Regions from separate parts of the Homo sapiens genome. Here region 1 is linked to region 2. A link is a loop called in an ENCODE intact Hi-C map of the cell type or tissue named here. Cell type or tissue: heart right ventricle. All regions are shown on one strand.

Region 1 (8,000 bases), 58 kb before region 2:
TTCCCAAGTAGCTGGGATTACAGGCATGCACCACCATGCCCGGCTAATTTTGTATTCTTAGCACAGTTGGAGTTTTACCATGTTGACCAGGCTGGTCTTGAACTCCTGACCTCAGGTGATCTGCCGGCCTCAGCCTCCCAAAGTGCCGGGATTACAGGTGTGAGCCACCGCACCCGGCCAACTTTCAGTAAAAACTTACTGAGATCTCAACTGTTTTTCAATCATTTCTGAGATGTACTCTCCTCCCCCTTGTTTTCATCACATTTTAATATCTTTGAAATTGAGATGCTGCTTTTTTTTTTTTTTTTTTTTTTGAGATGGAGTCTCACTCTTGTCACCCAGGCTGGAGTGCAGTGGCGCGATCTCGGCTCACTGCAAGCTCCGCCACCTGGGTTCACACCATTTTCCTGCCTCAGCCTCCCAAGTAGCTGGGACTACAGGCGCCCACCACCAAGCCTGACTAATTTTTTTTGTATTTTTAGTAGAGACGGGGTTTCACCGTGTTAGCCAGGATGGTCTCGAGCTCCTGACCTCGTGATCCACCCGCCTCAGCCTCCCAAAGTGCTGGGATTACAGGCGTGATCCAACGCGCTGGGCCGGGATGCTTCTTATAAATAGATGGTGTAATCACCGTTGGCCAGGTGGCAGTTGTGACATAGTTGTCATTTCCTGTTTAGGTGTGAACCTGGTTATACCTGTTCATGTAATCACCCCTTCAGTTGAGTGCTACAGTGTTAAAATTAGTTGCCATTTTAAATGCCTTCCAAACAATTACACTTAGATTCAGCAATGAAAGCAAGTGTTACTTTGTATACAGAGAGGAATGGAAACAGGAGGTGGGGTGTCCATTTGCTGTTTCTAAAGAAAATGTTTGTTGTTGGGGGAGTGACCACAATTCCACGTTTCTTTTCTTTTCTTTTTTTTTTGGAGACAGAGTCTTGCTCTGTTACTCACGCTGGAGTGCAGTGGCAGGATCTCAGCTCACTGCAACCTCCACCTGCCAGGTGCCAGGTTCAAGCGATTCTCGTGTCTCAGCCTCCCGAGTAGCTGGGATTATAGGTGTATAGGTGCGTGCCACCATGCCCGGCTAATTTTTGTATTTTTAGCGGAGACGGGGTTTTACTCTTGTTGTCCAGGCTGATCTTGAACTCCTGACCTCAAATGATCGGCTTGCCTCGGCCTCCCAAAGTGCTAGGATTACAGGTGGGAGCCACCGCGCCTGGCCCAGTTCCATATTTAATTGCCAAACACCACCAAGTGAATTAGGGCAGTGGTCCCCAACCTTTTTGGCACCAGGGACTGGTTTCGTAGAAGACACTTTTTCCATGGGTGGTGGTGGTGGGAGGGGAAGGGATGGTTTTGAGATGATTCAAGCATATTACATTTGTTGTGCTCCTTCCTTCCTTACCCTTCCTTCCTTACTCTTCCTTCCTTCCTTCCTTCCCTCCCTCTCTCCTTCCCTCCTTCCACCGCCCGCCTGTCTCGCTTTGTCACCCAGGCTAGAGTACAGTGGCATGATCTCAGCTCACTGTAACTCCACCGCTTGGGCTCAAGCGATCCTCCCACCTCAGCCTCCTGAGTACTTGGGACCATAGGCGCACGCCATCATGCCCGGCTAATTTTTTGTATTTTTGATAGAGATAGAGTTTTACTATGTTGGCCAGGCTGTTCTTGAACTCCTGAGCTCAAGCAGTCCACCCACCTCAGCCTCTCAAAGTGCTGGGATTACAGGCATGAGCCACCGCGCCTGGCCTGTGCCCTTTATTTCTATTATTATTATATTGTAATATAGAATGAAATAATTTTACAACCCACCATAATGTAGAATCAGTGGGAGCCCTGACCTTGTTTTTCTGTAAGTAGACGGTCCATCTAGGGGTGATGGGAGAAAGTGACAGATCATCAGGCATTGGATTCTCCTAAGGAGGGTGCAATGTAGATCCCTCGCGTGCAGAACTCAATGTAGGGTTCATGCTCCCATTCGAATCTAATGCCACTGCTGATCTTGCAGGAGGCGGAGCTCAGGTAGTAATGCGAGTGATGGGGAGTGGCTGCAAATACAGATGGAGCTTCACTCCCTCACTCGCGTGCTTGCTTGGTACTGGTCTGTGGCCCAGGGGTTGGGGACCCCCGCATTAGGGAGCTTCAGAGAGGCCGAAATCCATAAGTGTGTGAAGCCATGTCACATTTTGTAACTGAACATACAGTTAGGAGGATTGCATTTCACACTCAGGCAATGCAACCTTAGGTCAGAGACACTCCACATTCCTCAGAAAGAAATTTCAGGGCTATGAGAGCCTGGTGTAACTGATGACAACTCTGTCCTTGTCTGTTGTTCAGGCATTTTGTTGTGGTTTAATGTGCCATATTTTGTTTCTCTTGGTGGTGAAAAATAATGGTACAGTCTACAGTCTGACATATTTGATGAAATATGGTCTATGTCCAGCATTGTTCTAGACCATGAGGGTACACCTGTGGACAAAACAGAAATCTCTGCCCTCCTGGGCATTCTGGCTGCTGTGAAGAGAATAGATAAGGAGGAAAGAGCAAAAGCAGAGAGAAAGGCGGCCATCGAAGGAGTCCCAGGGAGAGATGATGTGGGGGCCACCAACTGGGGTTAGTGGTTGAGAGGGGGAGAAAGGGTCAAACACTAGATGGTCAGATACATTTTGTGGGTAGAGCCAATAGGATTGGGTAGTGAGTTGCATGTGGAGTATGAAAGAGTGGAGTCCAAGGTGCAGGGATGAGTTAGGTTATCATCGAGTTGATTGTTGTAACAGAGAGACATGAAGTGGCAGCTGCTTAAGCCAGATAGATGTTTATTTCTCTCTAAATAGAAGTCTGGGTAGGAGGCCGGGGCTGGTATGGCAGCTCTGCGCTCATTAGGAGCCCAGGTGCCTTCTGTCTTGTACCTACTTTCCTACCATATGGCTTCCATCTTTTGGCCCTTGTATGTCTGCATTCTGGCCAGAGAGGGGAGGGGAGGTCATGTGCCTCTTCATGGCACAGCTTGAAAGTTGCACAGATCACTCCTGTTTACCTCTCACTGGCTGGAACCCAAGTCACATGGCCACAGCTACTTGCTGGGAAGGCTGAGAAATAGTTTTTCTTGGGCAGCCATGTGTTCAGCTATACGTTCTCTCACATCAGAAAGGGAGAGCAGTCTATGCCTTTCTTTCCAAACCCTTCTCCCGAGGGAGACAACCCCGGATCAACTTCAGAGTCCAGAATCCCTGGGTGATGTACATTCCAGGAATCTTTAGTTTAAAACAAAGTTATCAGGGGCTCTGCTGTCCCCCATACAGTGGTGGAGAGGTTAGGATAATGGAAGTAGAAAGTCCTGTTTGGAAAAGGGAAGAATGGGGAGTAATACTCTGCGCTGGTCCATAGCCATTGTCAGCTCCTGCCAGGCTGAGCTGTGAGCGCTTCCTCCCCTGGCAGTACTGTGAGGTTCTGACCTCGCCTTTCTGGCAACCTTGATTCTGGTCTCTTGAAGGAGCTCCCTTGTGCCTGGCCCTCTGTAGCCTCTGACTTTATTTTCTGGAGAGTTTTTCTGTGTTTCTTTTCCTCTGGGGTCAGATCTGAAGTGGACATTGGAGGCTATCCTTTTTGTAGGGCTAAACAGTTTCTCCAGCTTGCTTCTTGTGGATATTGAAGGAGTAGGCTTTTTCAACCCTACTTAGCCCCAAATTACCAGACTCTGAAAACTTTGATTGTAGACCGCGGACATTCCTCAGGCAGACTGTATTCCCTTTCATCTTTGCATGCGAATTGGCAAGCTTTGGCTTGAGTCTGCTTCATGTTTGCAGGACTTCTTAGCCAGTAAGCACCAAATTTTGTATTGTTCGACCAGTTCCCCTAGAATTACAGGCCATGTTGGCATGCAGGCTGTTTTCTAAGATATCACGGGTTTTGCCAAATGTTTTATTGTGATCTCTGAGGGTTGCCATTCTTCCATCCTACAGTATCTGTGCCCATGCTGACCCCTAAGCCAATGCTGCATATTTGTATTGTTAAGGTTGATTACTTCCAGCTTCCAGATTCTGTGTATTAGTTAGGATATTGATTTGACTGCTGTGGCAGAGGTCGGAAATAATAATGGCTTGAACAAGATGTTGATTTTTTTCTATTTCAAGTGAAAATCTGGGTAGGTGGCTGAGAGCTGGCTTAGTAACTCCATGCCTGCTAGGGGGCCAGACTCATGCTGTTTTGTGCACTGTCATCCTCTAGCTTATAGGCCAGGAGGGCTGCTCCAGCTTCTTTGAGGAAATCTGCATCCCAGTCCTTAGGAAGGGACTCAAGTGGGAGGAGAGGGCATGTTCTATCCCATAAGAGCATGGCCAGAAAGCTTCATATATCTTTTTTTTTTTTTTTTTTTTTTTGAGATGGAGTCTCACTCTTTGCCCAGGCTGGAGTGTAGTGGCGTGATCTCGGCTCACCGCAAGCTCCGCCTCCCAGGTTCACGCCATTCTCCTGCCTCAGCCTCCCGAGTAGCTGGGACTGCAGGTGCCCGCCACCACACCTGGCTAATTTTTTCTATTTTTAGTAGAGATGGGGTTTCACCACGTTAGCTAGGATGGTCTCGATCTCCTGACCTCATGACCCACCCGCCTCGGCCTCCCAGAGTGCTGGGATTACAGGCTTGAGCCACCGCCCTTGGCCCATATGTCATTACTTACATCTCCTTGGCTAGAGCTTAGTCTCCTGGCCACACTCAAATGCAAACATGGTTGAATGCATTTTATTTATTTTACTTTTTTAGAGACAAGGTATTTTTTGTCACCCAGGCTAGAGTACAGTGCAGCCTCTAACTCCTGGGTTCAAGTGATCCTTCTGCCTTAGTCTCCTGAGTAACTGGGAGGTGTGTGCCACTGTGCCCAGCTAATTTTTAAATTTTTATTAGAGACGAGGGTCTCCCTGTGTTGCCTAGGCTGGTCTTGAACTCCTGACTTCAAACAATCCTCCTTCCTTGGCTTCCCAAGGCCCTGGGATTATAAGCATGAGCCACTGCATCCGTCCTGAATGCGTTTTGGGAGGCAACTAGCTTTTCTACCACAGGGATACCAGGAATTTTGGCTTAAGCAGCTCAAAAAATGGAATTGTCATTTACTGAGATGGGGAAAATTGAAAGAGAAGATTGGGAGGGAGACGTTATCATCTGGTTTGAACATATTATGAATATGCTGCCTGTTCTTTGTCCATATGGAGATGTGAAATAGGTTGTATAGGAGTTTGCAGTTCTTGGGGGAGGTTGGGGTTAGGGATACTAATCTGGAAGTTGTCATTGTATTTAAAATCATGAGAATGGACAGATTTTACCTAGAGAGTGAGCATAAATGCGGAAGACAAGAGGACTGAGCCTCCATCCATTCCAGCAATTAAAGGTTGGGAGATCAGGAGGACTCAGAAAAGGAGACTGATAAGGAACAGCCACTGAGGTTGGAGGACAGTCTAGAGAGCATGGAATCTGGTGTCCAGGGGAAGAAAGTATTTCATGATGTGGGGGAATGCTCAACTGTGTCTAATGTTGATAAAATTAGAGGAGGACCAAGACGTGACTATGGGATTTGGCGACATGGAGGCCCTTGGTTACCTTGACAAGACTGATTTCATTGCTGACTGGAGCAAGTTCAAGAGAGAATGGGAGGAGAGGGGAGGGAGCTCAGGAGTGAGGCGTAGGCTCCAGGGGTGCACTGGGAAGCCATCTGTAGTTGGCAGAAGCCATGGGTTTTAGAGGTGACAGGAAAATGTGGTGAGCTTATCTTTTTCTGTTTTAACTTTTCCCATTCTCTGCTATAATCACTACTTTCTTTATTCATTCAACACTCTGTTTCTCTCTCTTTCCCCAAGGGAGGAAGTAAAGAGGTAGAGATATATTTGTATATCATTCCTAGCATGAGGTTTTGGGCCTGAAGAGTTCCAAATAATAAATTTTGAGACATAATATGGGGAACATTGGATCATATTATAGTTTTTAGAGCTTAAAAAAATAGTTGAGTGGCAAATATTTCAGAGTAGGAGACTTGAATATTATTTAATTTGTTTGCTTAATTTCAACAAATATTTTTGGGCTTTGTGCCAGGTACTGAGGGCTGACTATGTGGAGATGCTGCTCGAATATGACGAAGACCTGGTCTTTACCTTCAGTGACCTCAGGCTGCAGCTGGGGACACAGGAACGCAACCAGCTAGACTTCAAGTGCTAAATAGACATTTCAGTAAAGGGGGTACGGTTGATGGGGCAGTTAATTCTGATGGGGAATGTAGGGAGGGGACTGGGAAGATTTGAATTAGTCTTTAAAGATGACTAGGATTTTGACAATTAGAACACTGTAGCCAGACGCAATGATGCATGCCTGCAATCCCTGCTACTTGGGAGGCCAAGGCAGGAGGATCACTTGAGCCCAGGAGTTTGAGGGCAGCCTGGGCAATATCATAAGACCTTTTCTCTAAAAAAAAAAAAAATTTTTTTAAATTAGGAAACAATGTTGGCTGGGCATAGTGTCTCATGCCTGTAACCCCAGCAATTTGGGAGGCCAAGGTGGGCAGATCACTTGAGTCCAGGAGTTTGAGACCAACTTGGACAACATAGGGAGACCCCATATGTCCAAAATGGCTGGGTGTGGTGGCATGCACCTGTGGTCCCAGCTACTCGGGAGGCTGAGATGGGAGAATCACTTGAGCCCGGCAGGTCCAGGGTGCAGTGAGCCATGATCCATGTCACTGCCCTCTAGTCTGGGCGAGAGAGCAAAAGACCCTGTCTCAAAAAAAAAAAAAAAAAGTTAGAAAAATAAGTCTGTGGTGAAGAGAAATGTTTCATTTACTTCTTACTCTGGGCAAATTCTGTTACATTCATTCTTTTGAAATTGATGATAGAAATATGAGAACATTGGAGAAAAACTGAAGATGGCAAATATGGGATATTGGTAGCTGCTTGCTGATCTGAAAGGCTGGTTTTTTTTGAGACAGAGTCTTGCTCTTGTCACCCAGGCTGGAGTGCAGTGGCGCTCTTGGCTCACTGCAACCTCCACTTCTGGGGTTCAAGCAATTCTCCTGCCTCAGCCTCCCGAGTAGCTGGGATTACAGGCATGCACCACCACACTTGGCTAATTTTCGTATGTTTAGTAGAGACCAGGTTTTGCCATGTTGGTCAGGCTGGTCTTGAACTCCTGACCTCAGGTGATCCGCCTGCCTTGGCCTCCCAAAGTGTTGGGATTACAGGTGTGAGCCAGTGTGCCTGGCCTGATCTGAAAGGTTTTGAGATATATCAGGCATAGCCAAATGTGTGACCCCAAGCTCTCCAAAACCACTAAGGGTCTGCAGCAGCTGAAGGAGTAGGTGATAGGGAGAAGTTGGAGGAACGGGAAAGGGGTTTCATTAAAATCACTTCTCTCCTAACATTAACCACACTGCATTGAATTATTTATTCACTTGGTGTAGCTCCTACTGGGATATGAACTCCTGGCTATTCTTGTTTACTGCTTTTTATCCAAGTTCTGGCACAGGGCTTGGCACAGAGTGGCTCAGAACAAATACTTGTTCAATGCATGAATGAATGCAGTGATACAACATGTCTTTTCAGGACTCCTATTCTTTTTTTTTTTTTTTTTATAGAGGTGGAGTTTCACTATGTTGCCATGTTGCCCAGGCTGGTTTCCAACTCCTGGCCTCAAGCCATCTTCCCTCCTCGGCCTCCCAAAGTGTTGAGATTATAGGCGTGAGCCACCACAACCGGCCTGCCTCCCAATTCTAGTATTGCAATAGTTTATTTGTTTGCTGCATTAAGTTGTGTTAATTAGGTTAAGGTAGGCACTTGATGAAAAAAGCCTCATTATCAGAGTTCTAATTCAGAGTCAGACATACTTGCAGGCTTTTTTGGTTGTTTGCTTTTTGTTTTGAGACAGGACTTGCTCTATGGCCCAGGCTGGAGTGCAGTGGCATTATCATAGCTCACTGCAGCCTCAAACTCCTGGGCTCAGATGATTTTCCCGCCTCAGCCTC
Region 2 (8,000 bases):
GTAGCTGGGATTACAGGCATGTGCCACCACGCCTGACTAATTTTATATTTTTAGTAGAGATGGGGTTTCTCCATGTTGGTCAGGCTGATCTCGAACTCCTGACCTCAGGTGATCCACCTGCCTTGGCCTCCCAAAGTGCTGGGATTACAGGCGTGAGCCACTGCACTCGGCCAATGATATACTTTTAAAAAGTAAGCCCAAGAAAATGACAACTTAGGAAAAATATTTCCAACATGTATAAGAGACAAATTGTTTAGATCCTAATTTATGAAGAACTCTTAAAAATTAATAAGAAAAAAGATGGACCATTATCATTTTCCTTTCCTGATTAACTGATATTTTAAAACATTTTCTCACCCAGCAGCTACAGTGACATTGTGCGGATTTATAAAAGGTAAAAGGCTTGTTTGTCTTTTGTACTTTAAGCATGTCCCAGGTGGATGTGGATTCAGGAATTGAAAACATGGAGGTTGATGAAAATGATCGAAGAGAAAAGCGGAGCCTCAGTGATAAGGTTGGTAAGCGATGAAGCCCTTGGTACAGGTAATAGAAATAAACACATTTCATGTCTTGTATCTGTAGAGTCTGTTAGATTGGGGCCACCCGAAATCAGGAAGTCCTAGGCAGGTGATTATTTTTATTCTTTTGAGGAAAAATGAATAACCTAGATTACCCTTATTCATGAAAGTGTAACTCAGTCCTTTGATCTGATAATATCCATCTGTTTTTGGTTCAGGGCCATGATTTTATCAGTAAATTTAGGTTGTAATAGGAACTAATTTAGAGCAAATTAGAATTCTTTCTGTTGGTCTTTTGCTTTTTTTTTTTTTTTTTTTTTTTTTTTTGAGACAGAGTCTCGCTCTGTCGCCCAGGCTGGAGTGCAGTGGTGCGATCTCGGCTCACTGCAAGCTCCGCCTCCCAGGTTCACACCATTCTCCTGCCTCAGCTTCCCAAGTAGCTGGGACTACAGGCGCCCGCCACCACGCCCAGCTAATTTTTTGTATTTTTAGTAGAGATGGGTTTTCACCGTGTTAGCCAGGATGGTCTTGATCTATTGACCTTATGATCCACCTGCCTTGGCTTCCCAAAGTGTGGGATTACAGGCGTGAGCCACTGCGCCTGGCCTGGTCTTTTGCTTTTAAGCAAGTAGATCATCACATCTTTAGCAGTATTCTGAGGAAAATGACTGGGAATTGAAGCAAGAATATGTAGAATCTAGTCGCAAGTAGAAGGTTTTGGAAAACATGAAGCCTTTATATTTGAATATCACCTGAGCTTAGTGCTCTGCATTTAGGGTGTGTGTGTGTGTGTGTGTGTGTGTATTAATATAGATAATTACATCACTTTCTGTTTAGTAAATTATTAGGAATCCTTTAGCAACACATGTTAATGATTATTGGAAGTTGCACTGTAAACAAAAATAAAGACAAACAAAGGAAAAAATAAGAAGTTGCACTGTAGCCTCCTAGTGGTGCAGTGCTTTATTTTGTATAGTTCTTTAATGTTTACAAAATTCTTTTTTATATGCTGTTTTATCTGTGGTGGTATGTAATGAGAAATGTTACAATTTTGAAAAATTCCTGGAGGAAAATTGGTCATGCACCTGGAGTGTTAACCTGGTCCTATGGAATTCAGAAAAGTAAATAGATAGGATATGTACATCCTCTGTCACATATTTTTCCTTGGTGACTTTTGATAATGACTTTGCTCTTTTTTTTTTTTTTTTTTTTTTTTTTTTTTTTTTTTTGAGACAGGGCCTCACTCTGTTGCCCAGGCTGGAGTGCAATGGCGTGATCTTGGTTCACCACAACCTCCGCCTCCTGGGTTCAAGCGATTCTCCTGCCTCAGCCTCCCAAGTAGCTCCGAGTAGCCAGGCCCGCAACCGCGCCTGGCTAATTTTTGTATTTTTAGTAGAGACAGGGTTTCACCATGTTGGCCAGGCTGGTCTTGAGCTCCTGACCTCAGGTGATCCACTGGCCTCGGCCTTCCAGAATGCTGGGATTACAGGTGTGAGCCACCACGCCCGGCCATCTTTGCTCTTTTATGCTCCCCATAGATTGTATTGTAAGCTCATGAGACTTAGATGTTGTAACTTTGATGTTATAGGAATAGGCTTACTTTTCCCCTAATCAGTGGGTGAATGGTTTCATGCATTTTTAAAATATCATCACTAATAATGAATTAAATCAGAATAACGTATTCCTATTGAAACACCTAACTCATACCTCTTATTTGAAATTAACCTGCAAATCTTCTTCTTCACCAGGAGCCTTCCTCGGGCCCTGAAGTGTCTGAAGAGCAGGCCTTACAGCTGGTCTGTAAGATCTTCCGTGTCTCTTGGAAGGACCGGGACAGAGATGTCATCTTTCTTTCTTCTCTTTCTGCACAGTTTAAGCAGAACCCAAAAGAAGGTAGGAATCTAGCTCAGCAGTCTTACTGCAGAGTACTCGACAAGAAAATAAGATGTGAGATCTTTGCCCTCTGTTATCCACATTCACTCCATCTTGCTCTTGGGTTGTATTTTTGATGACAGGGATACTTCTTGATGAGGACACAATTGTTTAGCCACTTTCTTCCCTTTCCACTGATCTTATCGATAACTTATTTTTCATTTCCATGATTTCTATAATACTATGTAAATAGGTTAATGGTCTCCATTTTCTCAGGGTTGAAGTTTTTCTCTTTGTAGTAAGAAGGTGCTTAGAGCATTACCTCCTCTTTATTTATTTATTTATTTATTTATTTATTTATTTATTTATTTATTTATTTTGAGATGGAATCTCACCCTATCACCAGGCTGGAGTGCAGTGGCATGATCTCAGCTGACTGCAACTTCTGCCTCCCGAGTTCAAGTGATTCTTCTGCCTCGGCCACTGGAGTAGCTGGGACTACAGGCGTGCACCACCACGCCCAGCTAATTTTTGTAGTTTTTTTTGTTTGTTTTGTTTTTGTTTTTTTTTTTTTTTTTGAGACAGAGTCTTGCTCTGGCACCAGGCTGGAGTGCAGTGGCGCAGTCTTGGCTCACTGCAACTCCCACCTCCTGGGTTCAAGCAATTCTCCAGCCTCAGCCTCCCGAGTTGGGATTACAGGCATGCGCCACCACACCCAGCTAATTCTTGTATTTTTAGTAGAGACAGGGTTTCACCATGTTGGCCAGGACGGTCTCGATCTCCTGATCTCGTGATCCGCCCGCCTTGGCCTCCCAAAGTGCTGGGATTACAGGCATGAGCCACCGTGCCTGGCCTCATTTTTGTAGTTTTAGTAGAGACAGGATTTCACCATGTTGGCCAGGATGGTCTCGATCTCTTGACCTCGTGATCTGCCTGCCTCGGCCTCCCAAAGTGCTGGGATTACAGGCTTGAGCCACCGAGCCTGGCCTTACCTCCTCTTATGAAGTATAGATATAGTGGGTGGTCTCCAGGGATCCTGAGAGAAGTGTTCTGTATGAGCTATACCTGCTTTAAGTGCCTATGAAGCCATGTATAGACGGTGGAATTGGTCTATTTGGTTAAATTGCTTAGCAAGATAGAACATAATGACATTTTGCTGTGTTTCTGATATTCCACTTTAAGAGGCCAAGCTTGTAACAAAATAATAAAACTCTTAGCAAGATATCAGCATCATAGGGCACTATCCTTTTTCTTTACAGTAGTCATTTGGAACGCAGAAGAGGTATGGGAGGTGTGCTGGAGTGGTTTTTTTGGCCTATCACTGGAATGTAACTTCCCTCATGGTAGGGATTTTTGTCTGTTTTACTCATTGATGTATCCCTAGAAGGATATCTTGCACAAAATAGTCCCTCAATAGATAGATTTTAAATGGATGCGTGAATATCAAGGAGATCACCTTTCTCTTTTCTATGCTGCCTATCTTCTGAGGAGGGAAAAAAAAAGTCCTTTGTATTTCTGGAGGATAGATAAGACTATTTCTGATTTTACTTATTAACTCTGCTAATGGAGCAGACCATGTATTTGAAACTCTGCTACTTGTTATTCTTATTATAAATCTTAAGATTCTCTGTCTTACACATGTAAGTGGCAAATCTGTCTTACACATGTAAGTGGCAATTTTAAATAACCAAATCAGATAAAATTTCCATGAGTTAAAACTTTTGTTAAAACAAGTGTCTTACACATGTTAAGTGGCAACTCTGTCTTACACATGTAAGTGGCAATTTTAAATAACCAAATCAGATAAAATTTCCATGAGTTAAAACTTTTGTTTAGTGGTATTTAAAATGTATCTAAAGACCAACAGTAAATCAACTGGGAGCTGCAAAGAATAAGAAGGAAGCTAGAATGTAGCATTTGCTCCTGAAAGCCACATGGTGACTAGATGTTGGACCCTTCATAAAATCTTTTGAACCTTGGACTTAATAGTTTTATTACTATCTATAAAACATATCTAGACTAAGAAATATTAACCCAGTTGCATTTGTAGTATAATAAAGTAACCTCTATAGTTGGGAGTAGCTTCTTTTTACAATTAATATACATCAGCGGTAACTCTCAATGACTGTACCCCAACTTTCTTTTTAATAAACTTTTAATTTTGGAATAGTTTCAGTTAGTGCAGGGAGTTCCTATATATACTTTACCCAGTTTCCCCTGACGTTAATATCTTATATAACCATGGTACATTTGTCAAAACTAAGAAATTACTACTAACTAAACACAAGGCTTTATTTAGGTTTTCCACTAATATCCTTTTACCATTCCAGAATCTAATCCAGGATACTGCATCGAACCATTTGGGGTCAGCTGGCTTATTCAAGGGCTGTGTAACCTGTGTTCGAACTGTGTGTAACCTGTTCTTTGTTCTGCCTTTCCAACAGTATTCTCCGATTTTAAGGACTTGATTGGCCAGATTTTAATGGAAGTGCTAATGATGTCCACTCAGACCAGAGATGAAAACCCATTTGCCAGTCTGACAGCCACATCACAGCCAATTGCTGCAGCAGCACGGTCACCAGACAGAAATCTCTTGCTAAACACTGGCTCCAATCCAGGAACAAGCCCCATGTTCTGCAGCGTGGCTTCCTTTGGTGCCAGCTCTTTGTCTAGGTCAGTGTGGTTCTCTTTGCACATCTTACTGGTAGTAAAATAACTGTGAACTACGTAGGAGAAGGGAATGTTTGTTGACAGTGTTAATCAGTGTCATACAGGGTATGGCATATATCATATTTGGGGAGGTGGATTTAGTCATTGGAAGTGGAATTCTCTTTTCTAGATTATTATTTTTTGGCTCTCTATGGTTAAGATATTGCTAGATGAAATTTTAGAAGCAGTTGGCTGTGTATACTACATCATTCTTCGAATGGGGACTTTATCGTCTTGTAAGTATAGCCTCTAGATCAATAGGGCAATTAGATTATAATTATTTAGATGTTTATCTGCTAGATATACTTGAACTGAAATGATTCTCCTTTAAAAGCTTGATATTTTCTGTTTTAGTTAGTTATCTCAAGTTTTTCTTTGATTTTTCTCTTCTTTCCTCCCTTTCTCAACTAATTTAGCCTCTATGAAAGTAGTCCGGCTCCCACTCCCAGTTTCTGGAGCTCTGTTCCCGTGATGGGCCCGTCTCTTGCCTCACCTTCCCGTGCAGCCAGCCAGTTGGCTGTGCCTTCCACTCCCCTCAGTCCTCACAGTGCAGCCTCTGGAACTGCTGCGGGAAGCCAGCCTTCATCCCCGCGGTATCGCCCCTACACTGTCACTCACCCATGGGCGTCCTCAGGCGTCTCCATTCTGTCGAGCTCCCCAAGTCCCCCTGCCCTCGCCAGTAGCCCCCAAGCAGTGCCCGCCAGCAGTTCCAGACAGAGGCCCAGCAGCACGGGTCCACCCCTACCACCCGCCTCACCCAGTGCCACGAGCAGACGCCCCTCCTCCCTGAGGATCTCTCCTAGGTATTTATCCCACAGGAGAGTTGCATGTGTGTTTGCGGTGCAGGGAAAGGAGATTAACACGGTTTGGAAGAAGTGCTGTGTGACACTGACTCTGTTAAATTGTTGTTTTGGGTTATTAACCTGTGTGGCTAACTAGTTTGGTAGGCACGTACTCTGAGTCCATGCTTCTGCCAGGCTCTAATCATGCTGGAAAGTTTGGGTTGCTCTATTCTATTGTGAATCCCTTTCTTCCCTTTGAGAGTTGGGGCACACAGGAACCCTTTTTGGCCTTTTGTCCTGTTGCCAGTGGTAGTTGAAATGCTATCAGACCAAGCAGGTGTGGGAGCAAATCTGGGCCTGGTGTTTTTTACTTCTGGTGAGTGGGGTGGGTCGGTTCATGTCCTGACGTGTTGAGTTTTAGTTATATGTAAGTTCAGTCTCTTAGAAGGAAGCAGTATCAGAATTCCACTAATCCAGTGGCCCCTTCTCTCAAATGTACCTGTATGTGTTTCTATAATTTAGGTGAATTATGTTTCTGCATGTCAGTGGCCAAAAGTTTTAGTGTATGGTTTATTTAAAAGGACAGCAGTTGCAAAAGCTTCTCCCCGTCTTGTTTTTTCTTTGTTCTCTGATGGCCTTTTTTGCTTTTGTTGTGGTAGTATGTACGACAATCCTTTCTCCTTCCTCTTCCTCGCACTTTCTGGGGACAGTAGTGATGAAGAAGATGAAGAAGAAGATGATGATGATGGTGATGGTGATGATGAAGGTGGTGGTGGTGGTGATGATTTTTCTTGTGTCCAGTTTGGGTCCAGGTATCAGAGGAATGGAGTCTTACCCCTGCATGTGCGTAGATGCTTAGGAACTAACTTCTATAAGCTCTAACAAGGGGCGTGCTTTGAATCCAGGCAGGATAGGGTCAAATGAGGTGGGCTCCAGAGTATATTGATGTGTTCAGACCTTCTCATGGGATAAAGTAGCACATAGGAGAATTTTCTTTTTTTCTTTCTTTCTTTCTTTTTTTTTTTTTTTTTTGAGGCAGAGTTCTGCTCTTGTTGCCCAGGCCGGAGTGCAATGGCGCAATCTCGGCTCACGGCAACTTCCTCCTCCTGGGTTCAAGTGATTCTCCTGCCTCAGACTCCCAAGTAGCTGGGATTACAGGCACCCGCCACCATGCCCGGCTAATTTTTGTATTTTTAGTAGAGACAGGGTTTTGCCAGGTTGGCCAGGCTGGTCTCGAACTCCTGACCTCAAGTGATCTGCCCGTCTTGGCCTCCCAAAATGTTGGGATTACAGGAGTGAGTCACTGTGTCTGGCCCCAGAATTTTCAGAGTTGTCGCCTGGCAAGTTTGGAGGAAAACTTTATGTATAATCATTTTTCAAAAGCATGAAAACAGATTAAAGATCAGTCATCAAGTTTATCCACCTTTAGATCTAAAATGAGGGACCCTTCATTTATCTATTGCGAGAATGTTATTGTGAACTACCAGATGTGACAACTTGTACTCTCTGAGGCATGTTTTCTTAAGTACAGTTGCATGAATTGCTGCTATTTAGTAACGGGAGAGGGGCTGGGATTTGGGGGAGGTGTGTGTGTGTGTGTGTGTGCGTGCGTGCTCCCTTCCCACCCCCTCCCAGCCTCCACCGCCCCCCTGTTCACCCCCATTGAGCTCAGTCTGGGCAATCCATCGAAGAACATATGAGGTCATACCATCTGCATAACTGTGACTTTGCTTTCATGTCTAGCCTTAAATTTCTCTTAGCACCTCCTGGACCTCAGTGAAGCCAGACCCCATTTGTTTAAAGAGCCTTTGAAATGACCGCAGAGGCTGAAACATAGTTCCGGATGTTGCTGAATGTTTACCCCTGGAAACCGAGTGAAAAGCACTACTTGGGTTGTGTAGGTGACTTTGAGCAAGAGAATATAATAGCACCTTCTTTCTAATCCTCTGACTCATTGTCTTACAATTTTGCTCTTAAATTGAAGTTTCCTGTGGACTGAGTTGGTGTTTGTGCCCAGCACTGTTCAAAAATAACTCCAGGCTATAAATAGAGACTGCAGTAGGAGTTAGGTACACTTCATTCAATTCGATGGTGTTCAGAAGAATCATTAGAGAATACG

What was found. Hi-C counts contacts between places; a loop is a spot of excess contacts. Peaks named below come from ENCODE experiments on the same cell type or tissue, not always from the same donor. Only the 100,000 strongest peaks of a DNase experiment are listed, where the experiment ranks them.
Region 1: it touches region 2 in a loop (2.7-fold over the local background); 29 of 110 quality-filtered maps call a loop at or near these places.

The regions. Positions count from the first base shown.
Region 1 is chr1:10,043,130-10,051,129 of GRCh38, forward strand. All of the region lies in intron 1 of UBE4B (ubiquitination factor E4B), which reads left to right. Among named protein-coding and RNA genes, the nearest start is that of UBE4B, 14 kb to the left of the region's middle. In heart right ventricle, no CTCF peak of the experiment used is centred here; a DNase peak (open chromatin) is centred at 3,420; H3K27ac peaks cover 1,754 bases.
Region 2 is chr1:10,100,682-10,108,681 of GRCh38, forward strand. UBE4B (ubiquitination factor E4B) reads left to right here. Exons shown (of 28, transcript NM_001105562.3): 4 at 427-514; 5 at 2,267-2,411; 6 at 4,835-5,063; 7 at 5,516-5,902. Among named protein-coding and RNA genes, the nearest start is that of UBE4B, 72 kb to the left of the region's middle. In heart right ventricle, no CTCF peak of the experiment used is centred here; a DNase peak (open chromatin) is centred at 4,994; H3K27ac peaks cover 2,513 bases.